Linked DNA regions of Homo sapiens: regions 2, 3, 4 and 5 are each linked to region 1. A link is a contact called in ENCODE Hi-C or POLR2A ChIA-PET data. All regions are on one chromosome and are shown on one strand. The core of a region is the stretch at or near the end of the contact, and the rest is flanking DNA. Distances in the headings are between cores, read along the strand shown. Region 1 holds the start of CEP68 (centrosomal protein 68). Region 2 holds the start of USP34-DT (USP34 divergent transcript). Region 3 holds the start of XPO1 (exportin 1). Region 4 overlaps LOC107985767 (a long non-coding RNA gene). Region 5 holds the start of PPP3R1-AS1 (PPP3R1 and CNRIP1 antisense RNA 1).

Evidence for each region. A loop is a pair of places that touch in the nucleus more often than their neighbours do. ChIA-PET counts read pairs that join two places held with the same protein, here RNA polymerase II (POLR2A). Pooled maps may share reads with other maps.
Region 2: a loop to region 1 is called in a pooled map, with 16 times the contacts of the local background. The contact joins the promoter of USP34-DT here to the promoter of CEP68 in region 1. A Hi-C loop is called at or near these places in 5 of 50 pooled maps.
Region 3: a loop to region 1 is called in a map of CD8-positive, alpha-beta T cell, with 13 times the contacts of the local background. The contact joins the promoter of XPO1 here to the promoter of CEP68 in region 1. A Hi-C loop is called at or near these places in 1 of 168 maps with a recorded cell type or tissue (CD8-positive, alpha-beta T cell) and 8 of 50 pooled maps. POLR2A ChIA-PET finds 5 or more read pairs at or near these places in 1 of 52 experiments (CD4-positive, alpha-beta T cell).
Region 4: a loop to region 1 is called in a map of CD8-positive, alpha-beta T cell, with 13 times the contacts of the local background. The contact joins the enhancer-like site here to the promoter of CEP68 in region 1. A Hi-C loop is called at or near these places in 2 of 168 maps with a recorded cell type or tissue (B cell and CD8-positive, alpha-beta T cell) and 4 of 50 pooled maps.
Region 5: a loop to region 1 is called in a pooled map, with 7 times the contacts of the local background. The contact joins the promoter of PPP3R1-AS1 here to the promoter of CEP68 in region 1. A Hi-C loop is called at or near these places in 2 of 37 single-sample maps with no recorded cell type and 7 of 50 pooled maps. POLR2A ChIA-PET finds 5 or more read pairs at or near these places in 2 of 52 experiments (activated CD4-positive, alpha-beta T cell and activated T-cell).

Annotation. Positions count from the first base shown.
Region 1 is chr2:65,055,090-65,057,718 of GRCh38, forward strand. CEP68 (centrosomal protein 68) reads left to right here and starts at 1,327. Exons shown (of 7, transcript NM_015147.3): 1 at 1,327-1,439. RefSeq lists an enhancer at 920-1,159 and silencers at 1,260-1,369, 1,450-1,789, 2,420-2,469, 2,480-2,559.
Region 2 is chr2:61,469,809-61,472,437 of GRCh38, forward strand. USP34-DT (USP34 divergent transcript) reads left to right here and starts at 1,288. Exons shown (of 3, transcript NR_185882.1): 1 at 1,288-1,571. USP34 (ubiquitin specific peptidase 34) reads right to left here and starts at 1,279. Exons shown (of 80, transcript NM_014709.4): 1 at 842-1,279. The coding sequence starts at 884. RefSeq lists silencers at 601-1,020, 1,111-1,190, 1,221-1,530.
Region 3 is chr2:61,537,016-61,539,644 of GRCh38, forward strand. It overlaps XPO1 (exportin 1), which reads right to left and starts at 1,341. Exons shown (of 25, transcript NM_003400.4): 1 at 547-1,341. RefSeq lists enhancers at 1,066-1,325, 1,894-2,629 and a silencer at 1,816-1,955.
Region 4 is chr2:61,757,868-61,760,496 of GRCh38, forward strand. The region is part of intron 1 of LOC107985767 (a long non-coding RNA gene); the gene reads right to left. Among named protein-coding and RNA genes, the nearest start is that of FAM161A, 95 kb to the right of the region's middle. Within about 2 kb of position 1,309, at least 5 of the 41 ENCODE cell types and tissues checked have a DNase peak (open chromatin) inside an H3K27ac peak, as active enhancers do.
Region 5 is chr2:68,250,294-68,252,922 of GRCh38, forward strand. It overlaps PPP3R1-AS1 (PPP3R1 and CNRIP1 antisense RNA 1), which reads left to right and starts at 1,310. Exons shown (of 2, transcript XR_001739527.2): 1 at 1,310-1,441. PPP3R1 (protein phosphatase 3 regulatory subunit B, alpha) reads right to left here and starts at 2,239. Exons shown (of 6, transcript NM_000945.4): 1 at 1,832-2,239. The coding sequence starts at 1,834. RefSeq lists silencers at 1,559-1,668, 1,849-1,898, 2,159-2,598.

The sequences.
Region 1 (2,629 bases), core at 77-2,576:
ATTAAAAAACAAAAGCAAACAAACAAAGAAAAGCTATGCGATGCCCAAATAAAACCATCTGTGGGCTAGCTGCTGCTGTTGTCCAAAGTTTGTGGCCCCTGGGTTAGACAAAACCTCTGAGCTGTCCTGACAGGTCTGGGAAAACCAAACAAGTCCTTGTCTCCTAAACTACCTGGGACTCAAGAGCTCTGTAGGAAAAAATTTGTACCCTGCACCCAGCTGGGGTTGACATTTACAGACGCCTGTTTTATGAACTGGGGAGATATTCAGTTGAAGCCAGATTGCTGAAAGTGCTGCTGAGAGAAAATCATCAGAAGGGAGGGCCTCTTCCCCACGCCACCCTGGTGGTAGTTCCTCTATGCCTCCGGATTCTGCTAAGCAGTAAAAGCTAAAGGGCAGTGTCATTAAGCTCCTAGGGGATGGGATGCAGTGGCTCACACCTGTAATTCCAGCACTTTGGGAGGCCGAGGCGGGAGGATCGTCTGAGTCCAGGAGTTCAAGCCCAGCCTGGGCAACACAGCAAGACCCCATCTTTGCAAAATAGATAGATAGATAGAGATGTATGAAAGTTACTAGGTCCCATGCTGGCAGGGGAGAGAGTGAGCACCCTGGCCTCCCACAAGCTGCCTCCCACTTCCCTCCGACTCCATCACCGATTTCCCATCAGAGCAGGCTGCTCAGAGTGGCTAAGTAGCTACCAGTTCATTTTCCACACCCTTCCCATTCTCCACGAGCCAGAGCTCCACCTCCCCCCAGAAGCTGTCTTCAACCACCCGGCCTGGGGAGCTCCCCTCAGCACTGGCTCCCCGCCCCGCCTCGCAGCACCTGTTCGGGCCTCGGTCGCGCCGCCGGGTCTTGCAGACGCGAATGTAAACAGAAACACAGTGAAAGGCGTTCGGAGAGCCTCGTGACTGCGGCACGGCGGCGAGCCGGGAACATCAGTGCGTCCAGAGCAAAATGAACGAATGTACGCATGACTCCTGGAGCGACCTTCACGAGGGAAAGCGCGCCCCCCGGCACCCACCCCTAAGCGCCCCAAAATGACCAGCCTTTACACAACCCAGCTCGCAGGCGAAGCTGAGGTCGGAGCTCCAAAAGCGAGGGAGGACAGCCGCTGAAGAAGTCCCGGCTTCCCATAGGCCAGGACGAAGTAGGGGGCGGGCTCATCTTGCAGGAGCGTCCACGTATTGGTGGAGCCGCGGACTTAGAGCTGCGATTCGCTGCGCGAAATTGCCGAAAGCCCTCCCGCGGAGGGAGAAGGGGCGGGAAGAAGGGCGTGGTCAGCGCGGCCGAAGGGCGTGGTTGGCGCTCGGTCCTGCCCTGCGCGTTTTGGGCTGCGGTTGGAGGGCCGCAGTTGCAGTCAGGGTCCGCCAGCTCGGGGCCAGCGCATGGGGCTGCTGAGACCGCTCCGGACGTGCGAAGCGTTCGCGGTGCGGTAGGTAGGCAGTGTCCCGCGTGCGGGTGCTGGTGTCGGGGGTGCCGCGGCGCTGGGGGCGGTGGCCCGGGCTAGATCCGCGCGCGCGCCCGGCCCCCTCCCCCGCGTCTCTTCGGTGCCTGCGGGGCCCTTGCGGTGCGGGCCGTCTGGCCTCGCGTCCCCGCCGGCAAGGGCACAAAGGCTCCCTGGGGGGCGGGGGCGCCTCGTGCCTTCGCCTCCATCTTGCGAGCGGAACGGCGTGTGCTGTGGCGGCCGAGGGGTCGGGGCCGAGGCGGGCGGCTGGGCTTGGGAATGCCCGGGCGCGGCGAGGGAGTGCGCGAGTCCGCGCATCTGGCGGCCGAGCAGCTGCGCCGCTGGTCGGCCTGGGCCCCGGGGGAGGTCACTTTCCCTCAGGCCTCTCCCGGGCGTGGGCTGTTTACCCAGCTCCCCAGTCGGGGCTAATGCAGCTCGGGCCTTTCCCCCTGGAAAGATGGAGACCAGTGATGTCTTCTTATCGCCGCGCCCAGATGCGGAGAGAAAAAATCAAGATGTCTCATTTTTTTTGCCTCGGAGGGCTACCCTTTCTAACTGTCATCACTAGAACAGTTCTCAGCAGCCTGGGGACGAATGTCCAAAACCTGTTCCAGGCCCTTGATGATTAGTAGGTTGGGTTTAGTGTATTGTTTGTAACAAAAATGAGCGGAAGCCTGCCAGGGCAGATTGGACCTCACTGGGAATTCATCAGGACCACGAAGGGAGGTAGCGTTTGTAAATAATCTAACAGTTCTCAGATCTAGGGTATGAAGAGTGTTGTGTTAAAGTGTGTAACAAAGGTTGTTGGGTCAGTTTGCCTTGGGTTTAGTTGAAAGATCTAGAAGTCACCACTTTTTACTTTGTTCCCTCCATTCCCCTTTCCCACCCTCTGTTGAGTCAATTCTGGCCCACTTAGAAAACAACAACAACAAAAAACCCAAGGAATTCAGTTTAACCTCTTTTGCGCAAAGCTTTTTAAAGCACTTCCCCACCCTGCGACTGATAACTCCTCCCTTTTTTGGGCTACCTTCTGCAGCCTCTGTTTTTACTCATCACACTGTATTGTGGTTTCCCCAGCCCCTAGCACAATGCTTGGAACATAAAAGGCACTCAATGATGGAAGGAAGCCAAAAGGAAACAAAATCAGCGTGGTAGTCTAAAGGTGACACAACAGAAACATTT
Region 2 (2,629 bases), core at 38-2,537, 3.6 Mb before region 1:
TGATTTGCAATATATCTTCTATAAGCTGAAATACCATCTTGCAAGGGTCGAGAATAAAATAAAAAGGCCAGAAAAGATCAACGTACCCTTTTTAATAATAAAAAGTAAAGTACCAGGTAAAAGGCCTTTCCTTCCAAGAGAGATAGGCCATAACTATCCCGGGATGGTATGTGTAGTACAGTGCTCTGCTTAACAGAATGTACCATTAAAGCGGTGAATGCTACACTAAGAAACATCATTAACAAATTTATTTTAAAAATAGGTATGAAGGTTCCAATCATCACTATCACAGTTCGTTTTCAGCTATTTAAGGTCTGGCTGAAGTGTTTAAGACACCCACAAACCCGCAAGGGAGGGAAAAACCACCACCCTGCTCCCGGGAGTTTAATGAAAATTAGCAGGTAAGAGAGGCCTCGGCAGCACGCTGGAAATCAAAGAGGGCGGCCGGAGGATTTGGACTGCGGAGGAAAGCCTCGTCCTCCGACCCCACCTCCCCGCACCTTCCCGGCAGGGCGAAGGAGGCGAAGGCGGCGAGGGGTTCATTACTGCCTTCATTAATTGACACCTGTAATGAGGAAACTTTCCGAGAGCCCAGAGCGCCCGGGCCAGGCCGAGCCGGAGCTCCGCGGCGGCCGCCTCTCGGGCGCCCAGGTAACCCGGCCGGGCTGGGCCCGAGGCGCCGCGGCGGCCGCGCCACCGCGCACCTTCCCGGGGCGCTAGGCCCGCACGCCGCCCGGCCCGGCCGTCGCCTCCCGCAGGCCGCGGCAGCCCGGGGAGGCCAGAGAGCTGCGCGAGGACCCCAAACCGTGCACCCCGACAGGCCGCTACCGCGGCTACTTACTTTCATTTAACACCTCCACCAGGTCTGCGCAGTTCTCGCACATCGTTCGGCCGCCGCCCCCCCCCTCCCCCGCTTCGGATCACACTGACTGATCCCGACCGGCGGGGGGGAGGGGAGAGAGGCGGAGGAGGGGGCCGGCCGGCCGGCGGGGCGGGGAGGCGACTAGGGCGGGCGGCGGCGGGGACGGGGCGGGGAGCAAGAGAATGGGGGAGGGGGCCGGCGGTCCCCGCAGCGGGAGGGGGAGAGGAGGGGAGCGAGGGGAGGTGCGCAGGCCGGAGGGGCGCCGAGGCGCCGGCGGCGGGGAAGGGGGGGAAGGACGGGGGGAGGGGAGAGGGGGGGAGGGGGCGGGTGGGGAGAGAAGCAGCAGAGTCACTTCACCGACCAGACGCCGCGGCCACCGCCGACGCCGCCGCCATTTTAACAGAGCGCTCGGGCTGCGCTCGGCTCTTTCCGCCCGGGCTTAGGAGCGGACGAGAGGCGCCTCGCGCTCTCATTCCTCCGCCTCCCTCCCTTTCTCGCCTCTCCTCCGCCCCCCACCTCTCCCTCCGCACACACGCCGCACGCTCCACACCCCGCCGTGGCCGGCTCGCCGCCCTCCCTTTCCTCTTCCGTCCGGCCTCCCCGCCCTCGGTCCACCCCCTCCGCGCGCTCGCCCACCCCGCCCAGCCCGGATCTCTGTCAGCGGCCGGAAGGGAAACGCGAAGCCAGCGCGGCCGCGGGGGGAGTCCGGGTGAGTAGGAGAAGATGGCGGAGGCAACGGACGGGTCGCGGTTGCGTGGCGTCGCCCACCACGACCCACTCCACGGGCTCTGAGGCCCGGGGAGCGCCAGGTCACTCGCTCCGTCCTGTCCCCCGCCCCTGGGCTTCGCCATTTTTCCCCAGGGCCTGGGTCGGGGAGTTGGTGCGGGTTTCTTTGGTGTCCCCGGCCTCTTCCGCGCTTAGGCTTTTGGGGTACGGGAAGCAAGGAGTCAACTTGGGTGCCGGGCCGGGTCTACGCCGTAGCCCTCTTTCGGGCGCAAGGGCCACTCCCCCCGGGGTCTGAGAGTGAATCAGCCCAGGGCCCGGCTTAACTGCATCGGTGATTATCGCTACCCTGCAGTTCCTTGAAGGTCCTCCGTCCTGGAGCAGTAAGATCCTTGACGTAACTAGAAATGGCAGGGTAAGGAGTGTTTGCCTGACATCGTCTCGTTTTTACGGAAGAGGGCCCCTCACGATGTGCCCATCAGCCCCACCTGAAATAGCAAGAAATCTTCTTCAGCAGAGAGCGAATAACAAGGATATTAAGATAAAGAACAGGTGAAGGGGGCAGTCAGCTGAAGCTTGTAAGGGAATTTTCCTCACGCCGGCACTTACCCCTTGCTTGCTAATTTTTGTGTTCAACGTGTTTACATAGACATGTGACTGCAAAGTCCGAAAGATCGTGTACAGAATCTCTGAACGGTAACCAGAGTGTCTGTCAAGGCTCTGTAGTCATTCTCTCGATAGCTTTTGTGGAGGTTATGGCACGCCCATCTCTCCATGCCAGAACCACCTGGTTCCAAATGCTTTGCCTTTCTGCTGCTTGAAGTTGATACTATAAACAGTCTGCCCAACCCGTTTTGTTTCCCACTAGCAGGTGATCCTTAGGATTGTAGTTCTATTCTACCATCATCTTCCCTTCTTCCTTGTCTTTCTCACAGAATTGGGTTTTTGCAGACTTACTTTGGATCCTGAGGCAGACATTCGTTGTCCACTCAACATACATTCCCACGTATCCCTTTTTTCCCTGCCAACACAACCCCAATTATT
Region 3 (2,629 bases), core at 91-2,590, 3.5 Mb before region 1:
TACTTCACATGCCACTCTGCAAAACCGGAGAGCTTTCGAGTTTCCTTGCTGGAGGAACAGGGAGTCGGCAGCCCCTCCCTCCCCCATCCCAAGCTCTCCACCGAGGGGGCCACGTGATGCAGGCGGACGTTTCAATGCTGCTGCACTAAATATTTCTGGAAACTTCCACTCCTAATAATTTACAGAGATGTTCCTGAAATCACCCCAACTTCTCCCCAGCCCCAGGGGCTGGGGAACCCCTCCCACCCCGCGCGGGGCCCCGCTTCACTATCACACTCCTCGCCTTCCTCCACCGCCACCCGCACACGCGAATGACCCAGCAAGCGCTCCCCTCCCGAGGCCGCCTCCCCGCCTCCATCCCCCAGCGGCAAAAGCGGCTCCATTCAATCGCAGGCTCCGCTGTGGGCCCGCCGCGCCCCCGGCCCGCCCGCCGCCTCCCGGGCTCGCTTCCCGCGGCCGCCGCCGCCGCGCCCCACGCCGGCCTCCTCCCGCCCGCCCGGCCGCGCCGCCGCCCGACCCTCGGCCCCGAAGACACAGTCGACTTACCCAGAGATTGAACCAACTGCTCCTTCCTTCCTCGTTGGGGGATTAGGGCGAGGGAAGGTGGGGAGGGGGGAGAGGGGACGAATCAAGGTGGGTTTCAGTTTTCCCACCTCAAAAAAGGAAATTAAAAAAACGGACAGGAAAAGGGCAAAAAGAGCTCAATAATATTTACTATTTCAGGGACGCTTCCCCCAACACACACACACACACACACACACACACACACCCGCCCCCCCCCAAAAGGGGAATTAATCTGGGGAATAAATGCTCCCGCCCGGCTGGGGAGTGAGGGAAGGGGGAGGGAACGGGGTCAAGTCCCAAAGATTCAGCCCCAGGGGGACCCTCCAGCCACAGGCAGCAGCAGAAGCGGCAGGAGTAGGGGGTGTAGAGTCCACACGGCCGGGGAGACGCTCTGCTGCCAGTTGCAGTCCGACTCCCCCCTACCAAAACACGGCTCCCTCTCTCACGCGGCTCCGGCGCTGGCCCCCCCCCCCCCAAGGCTCGCCTAAACTTTCCCCCCTTCTCTTGTTCCTCAGCGACTGGTGGTTCCCCCCTCCCCCTCTGGGTGGTTGCACGGACTGCAGCAGCAAAGACTGGAACAGGCACCGCCGCCGGGGCTGTAGCTACTGTTGCTCTTGCTGATGCTGTAGCTCCCGCTGCTCCTGCCGCGGCCGCTGCAGCCGCTTCTCCCCCTCCTCCTAGTGCCTCAAACTCGGAACCGGTTGAAACCGGTTCAGACTGGGAGATTCCATCTCGGTTGAGTTTTCAGCCCATGGCGCCGCGGAGCGTTTGGAACCTGGGCCTCCGCCCCCAGCCCGCCCTCCTATTGGTCAGTTCCAGCTACAGCCGCGCCATGAGCCTATCTCTCATTGGCCCGAGCGCCAGTCAATCCCGCCTCACGGCTCCACACGAGCCCGCCGCTTCGGCCCCTACCTCTTTTCAGCAGCGATTTGCCCGCAGAGTGGGGGAGGGGAAGTGGGGAGGGTCGAAAGGCAAGAGGAGAGGGGTGGAGGAGGAGGAGGTGGGACGAAGAGCAGGGATGAGTAGAAAAGAGAGCGAAGGAAAGCCGCGTGGAGGATTCGTTCGAACGAGCTGTCAATCAAGAGCAGCCCGCCCTCGAGCTCTCGACTTCCCTTCCCCCTGCGGCCCTCTCCCTCCCGGTGCCTAGTTCGCAGGCCCGGCCTTTCTCGCCCGCTCATTGGCTGGGCCTCTTCGGTGACGGAGAGGGTGGGGCGCAGCTCGTGAGCTGGTGGCGGCGCGAGTTTGATCGGGGCGCGCGGCAGCGTTCTCTTTGCTTCCCCCGGACTCGGCCGGCCCGCCCCCACCGGCTCCCGCCAACCTGCGGGGGCCTGAGCCCGCGGGAATCAGGATCCGCCCTTCGGATGGGGGCTGCGTTCGGAAAAGGGAGGGCACACCCAGTTTTGAACTCTGGAAGGGGTGGAGAAAAGAGGGAAAAAGAACGCTTCCGAGGCCAATTTTAGGCCCCAGACCTCTCTAATCCATTTTAGAGGCCTGGTTTTGGGGCCAGGTAGCTGAGAGAGGGGTTGGGGTGAGGCGCAGGGCGTGCATTCTTGGCGCCTCGTGATCTTCTCAGGGTGTCGGAAAAGATATCGAAATACTTCTTGGGAAAGTCTCCTTAAAATTTCAACTCTGTCTCTCCAGGCTGGAATTTGGCTGCTTCAACAAGCAACCTTTCCTGAAAACCAAAACATTGTAATCCCAAGTGATTGGTTTGACAGCGCATGTTTTGGCTGGCTGAGCTTGCATGCCAACTGCGTCCCACCTGGTGCCCTTGATCTGCAACACTCAGATTTTCCTTTTACCCTAGCTGCACTTCACGTACTAAATCATCATCAAATAGTATTTTCTGTGAAAGTCACATGCACGTTGCCTTTCACGTGGTTGCCTCTCGTTTGTTCCCAAGCGTCCTCCAAATCAGCTTTACAGATTGTTCTTTGCTTAAGAGCAAATAGCCCACCAAAATTTACTAGGCCCTTTGTGCCACCAAGAGGTAGATAAATGATTTATTGAATTAATAACAATTTTCTTTAGCAAATGTTCATCCACGATGGACTATGGCTAACCT
Region 4 (2,629 bases), core at 59-2,558, 3.3 Mb before region 1:
AAGACCAGCCTGGCCAACATGGTGAAACCCCATCTCTACTAAAAATACAAAACTTAGCAGGGCATGGTGGCACGTGCCTGTAATCCCAGCTACTCGAGAGGTTGAGGCAGGAGAATCTCCCGAACCCAGGAGGCAGAGGTTGCAGTGAGCAGAGATCACACTGCTGCACTCCTGCCTGGGCAACAGAGGGAGATCCGTCTCAAAAAAACAAAAAACAAAACAAAAAACAAAAAACAAAACCACAACAACACAGATTCCTGGGGTCCATCTCCAGAGTTATTGATTCAGTAGGTCTGGGGTATGGGTCAAGAATCTGAATTTCTGACTAGTTCCCTGATGATGCTGATGCTGCTGATTCATGGACCACACTTTGAAAATAACTGTCTTAGAACATTTTAAAATTTCCCTCCTCATCTTCACCTGCCTGATTTATTACTTAACCTTTAGTCCTTCCCTCATCTCAATACATGGTGTTCCATGACACACTGTACTTACCTCATCACCTATCATACTCTACTGTAAAATCTTATTTAAATGTTTCTTGCTCACCAGACTGTATCCTCAACACCTAGCACAGAGTCTGGCACAGAATAGGCACTCAATTTATATGATGACTGAATAAATTCCTTAATTTTGACACTTTAATAGATTCAACTGAAGCAATATCTGTACAGCCATAGGATATTTAGAAGGAAATGCTCCTATGTACTAGAAATAAGAAATGAAAACATCAAGGCAAGGATCTCTTGATTGATAGGTTTAAGGAAAAATACATTAAGGTTTTTTTAGTTAAGATTTACTCGGAAGTTTTTGTGTTTATTGCAGTTCATTTCAACCAAAACACCACACTGAAATAATGATGGACAACAAAGGTCAAGAATTCAAGTTGATTAAAAACAAACAAACAAACAAACAAACAGAAAACTTGACCTTTTTTTTTTTTAATAATTGCTTCAAAGTCTGTATTTTGTTCTTCTAAAAGTGCACTCTTGCTGGGCGTGATGGCTCACACCTGTAATCCCAGCACTTTGGAAGGCCAAGGCAGGTGGATCACCTGAGGTCAGGAGTTCGAGACCAGCCTGGCCAACTTTGTGAATCCCCATCTCTACTAAAAATACAAAAATTTGTCAGGCGTGGTGGCGGGCGCTTGTAATCCCAGCTACTTGGGAGGCTGAGGCAGGCGAATCACTTAAACTAGGGAGGCAGAGGTTGCAGTGAGCTGAGATTGCACCATTGCACTCCAGCCTGTGCAATGGAGCAATATTCTGTATCAAAAAAAAAAAGGGCACTCTTTGCCTTCAGACTAAACACCCCAAACCACAAGACTATCTAACACAGCCAAGCCTTGAAAACAACTCTTTGACTCACATCTGGCCAGATGTTGAAATCTGAACATATTTGCTTGTAGAGGTCTACAAATCATAGTCTAAAATTTCAAAACAAAGAAAAAAACTGTAGAAACCTGAAGTTTTTCATAAGTTCGTGGCAAACTCATTTAGCAGCAAAATCTGACCTGAACAGATGTGTATCTGTTTCTAGCCTTTGTTTATCCTACTTATGGTTAATACTAATGCATTTTTTGCATGCATATTTTGGTTTGATTACAAGATTCTGCTCCAGATCCTGCTGGGCTGTTACAGAATATATGGGATATGCATTATATTCCTGTCTAAAATCCTGATAACTCTCAGTTCTGAAACACATCTGGCAAGAAAGAATTTGGATACAGGATTATGTCCCTATGCTAAGAATGAGATATGAATTTCTCTTAATCTCTGTTATCTAGTCTACTCTAAATATTTATCCAAATTATACCCTCTGTTATCTTATTGTTTTGTATGTGAAAATCAGTCTTGAAAGTAGTTTTCTTCATTTTATCTATTTTAATATCAGTTGAATGTGTTGGAAATTCAATGTTCCTATTCATATGTTAGACTTTCTTTTTAAATCAGGTTATAGGAAATTCTATACTTCTTTGGGATCCTTGTGGCTCACTTACATCAGATGAATCATCGTCATCCTCATATGAATCATCGCCAGAACAATTTCAAAGCATAGAACTATAAAATATATCTAGTGGATAACATTATTTTGGAATGCATTTGGAAGATTAATGTCACATTTAAAAGCCATTGACATTTGGTAGTCTCAACAGATGAAAGCCAAATTTTTGCAGATTAAGATGTGAAGGGGGAATGACAAACTGAAATTATTGCAAAGAGCAAAAAAAAAAAATCCACCTAAAATATATTTAGGAATGAACTGAACAAGAAATGTATGGATCTATGTGAAGAAAATGCTACTGGGAAACTTTAAAAGAAAACTTGGGTAAATGGAGGACCACATGTTTTCAGGTGGCATATTTAGTTTCAAAACAAAGAAAAGTCAGTCAGGTGAGCTTAAATTGAAAGGGGTTTATTTTATTTTATTTTATTTTATTTTATTTTATTTTATTTTATTTTATTTTATTTTATTTATTTTTTGAGATGGAGTCGTGCTCTGTCACCCAGGCAGGAGTACAGTGGTGCGATCTCGGCTGACTGCAACCTCCGCCTCCCAGGTTCAAGCGACTCTTCCGCCTCAGCCTCTCGAGTAGCTGGGATTACAGGCGCGTGCCACCATGCCCGGC
Region 5 (2,629 bases), core at 60-2,559, 3.2 Mb after region 1:
AGGAAAATAAGAAATTGAAGAGCTAAAAGAGAACTTCCCAGTTTCAGTCTGTTGTTCAAAAAACAGAGGACGGGGTGCACCGCAAGAGAGTTACTATTTGGAAACCATACCACTTCGCTGTATAATATATAAACAACAAAAGGCTAGATCATTGTTCCTCAAATGTGCTGTTTATAAAGCTAAGTAAAAACATTCCCTGCAATGAACAAAGATCTTCAAGATCCTGACCTTCAAGTAAAGCATGTGCATAAGGAAATTCTATTAAAGCACTGAAATGCAATTCTTCACTTCAAAAGACTATGCCAACAAAAAGATTATATGATGAATGGCTATGATCTTCCTAAATTGTTTTGTGACTTTCAGGTGCCAAAGTTGCCTCTCTGAGCTGCCTCGCAAGTTGGCAAGGAAAAACTTTCTCTACACATCAAAATCGGCAATCATTTAAGTCTGCTCTTAATCTGGGTTTTAAGTGCACCAGTAAGCACTTACTCATTTGCCCTATATTTTAAATAAAAGCTGACTTACCTGAATATTCTAATTTCACGTTCTTCCCTTAAAATCGATTTCACCAAATCGATTTTAAGTTGTAAGCAACAGCATTCCTCCCTTCAGTAATCCACCACGTACACTGAAGCACTTAAATTCTACATACAGGGTGGGATACCATACAGTGGAAAAGATGCGAGAAATTACCCACCGTCAACCAGTTTAAGTCTTCTGACAACTGTTCAAAGACTTTTAGAGAAAGCCTAATAACTGAATCGCATGATGGAGTATCTGATATACGCGGAATAGCACTCTGAACTTTCTCTACTGTGTATACAACTCTTGATTACAAAGAGGAAACTAACGACTAGGGCTTCCCCGAGCGAGAGAACCGGTAAGGTAACAGGCTAAAAGGGCGTCGTTGATTTCTTGGCTGCAGCGACAGAGGCGGGAGACACACCCCTAGCGTCGGTCTGAAACACTACAGCAGCGAATTCTACCTAGGGATTAATGTGAGGGTAAGGAAAGACAAATTAAAATCGCCATGATTCAAAAACAACCACTCCAAGAGAGAGACACAAGAAGGTACCAAAGAAAATGAAAAAACCCTTGGTAGTAACGGAAGCATGAAAAATTAAGCGCCCCCATTTCTCCCAAACCAAGTTCGCGTATGTTTTCGTGAACAAACACCTTGGATCTTTCCGGTTCGCCAGGGCAGCGAGCAAAGCAGCAGCGAACGGAAACCCCGCAGGGCTGCGCACCGCAGCTAAACCGACGCTCGCAGGAGAGGGGAAGTGAGTGGCAGGGTTCCCTGCCAAGACTCACTGCTGGGAAACAGGCAGTGAGTGGAAGCAGCAGCAGCTCTGGAGAGTAAGTGGGTCTTATGTAAAGTGCCATTTGCCACATATTGTTATTTCCAAAGGATTTCAGAATACCCTCGAACTCGAAAAACAGAGTGAGTGTGGAGGGGAGGGGGGTGCTCCACGTGGAGGAGGGTCGCGAGAAGGAGAGTGCGCCGGGCTGATGGTCAGCGGTGCCCGCGGGGGTCGATGCCGGGCGGGACCGGCGGCGCGGGGGTGGGGCGACGGCGGGGCGGCGGCCGAGCAGCAGAGGGGCGCCCCGCAGAGGCCGGGGGCGGGCGCGGGGGCCCCGCCGCCGTCCTGTCAGCAGCCGCCCCGCCGCCCTCTCCGGCTCGCCCGCAACCGCCGCGGGACCCGCCGGGCCCGGGTCTCTGGAATTTTCCACGGGGGACAGCCGACCGGGGGCGTCGGGGCTCGCCCCCGCACCCGACCCGGACGGCGGCAGTAGGGGGAGGGATGGTGCATCGAGGAAGCCAAGGTCTCACCATTTTGCTCGGCGGGTCGGCGGCTCGCTGGCTCGCTGGCTCGGAGAAGTGTTGCGCTCAGGCTGGCTCGCAGGAAACGGCGGCGGCGGCCCAGCTGCGGCCCTCGGGTCGCCGGCGGGGAGGGGGCGCGCGTGGGGGAGGGGAGGCGGCGCCGCGGGGCCCGCGCCGGCCGGGCGATTGGGCACGCGAGGGAGCGGGCAGGGTAGGGGGAAATAAATTAAGGTCGAGATTCAGAGCCGGAGAGCGCGGGAGGAGCAGCGGCGAGAGGCAGGAGAGGCAGAGAAGAAGAAAGGAGGGGGAGAGGGGGCGAAGACGGCCGGGAAACTCGGGGGCTGCAGCCTCGCGCTCGCGCCGGAGCCGTGACGGACTCACTGCAGCGGCTCGCGCTGACCCGCAACCTCAAGGCACGAAAAAAGGGGAGGGCGGAGAGGGAGGGGAAAGCGGAGTGCTGCAGCGCGCGGGGCGGGGGCGGGGCTTCCGCGAGCGCCGCACATCCGGGAACCTGCGCGCCCCGCTGGGCGGCGAGTGCCGCGGCGCTCTGGCGAGCTCTGGTTGGGGAACGCTGAGCGCGCGGACCACGTTCGCCCCTCAGCCGGCCGCCCCTTGCGTGCAGGGTGGGGGGAGGCCAGGGGCGGGGGCGCGGACGTCGGTGACGTCGCGTGGCGGAGCCCTTCCGGTCATGTGGCTGGAGGCGGGCGGGGAAGAAGGCAAGGCTGGGAGGGGAAGGAGGAAATGCGAGGGTTCCCCGGCGGGAGGAAGCGCGAGGGGTGCGCGAGTGCTAGCGAAAGGGGGACAGGG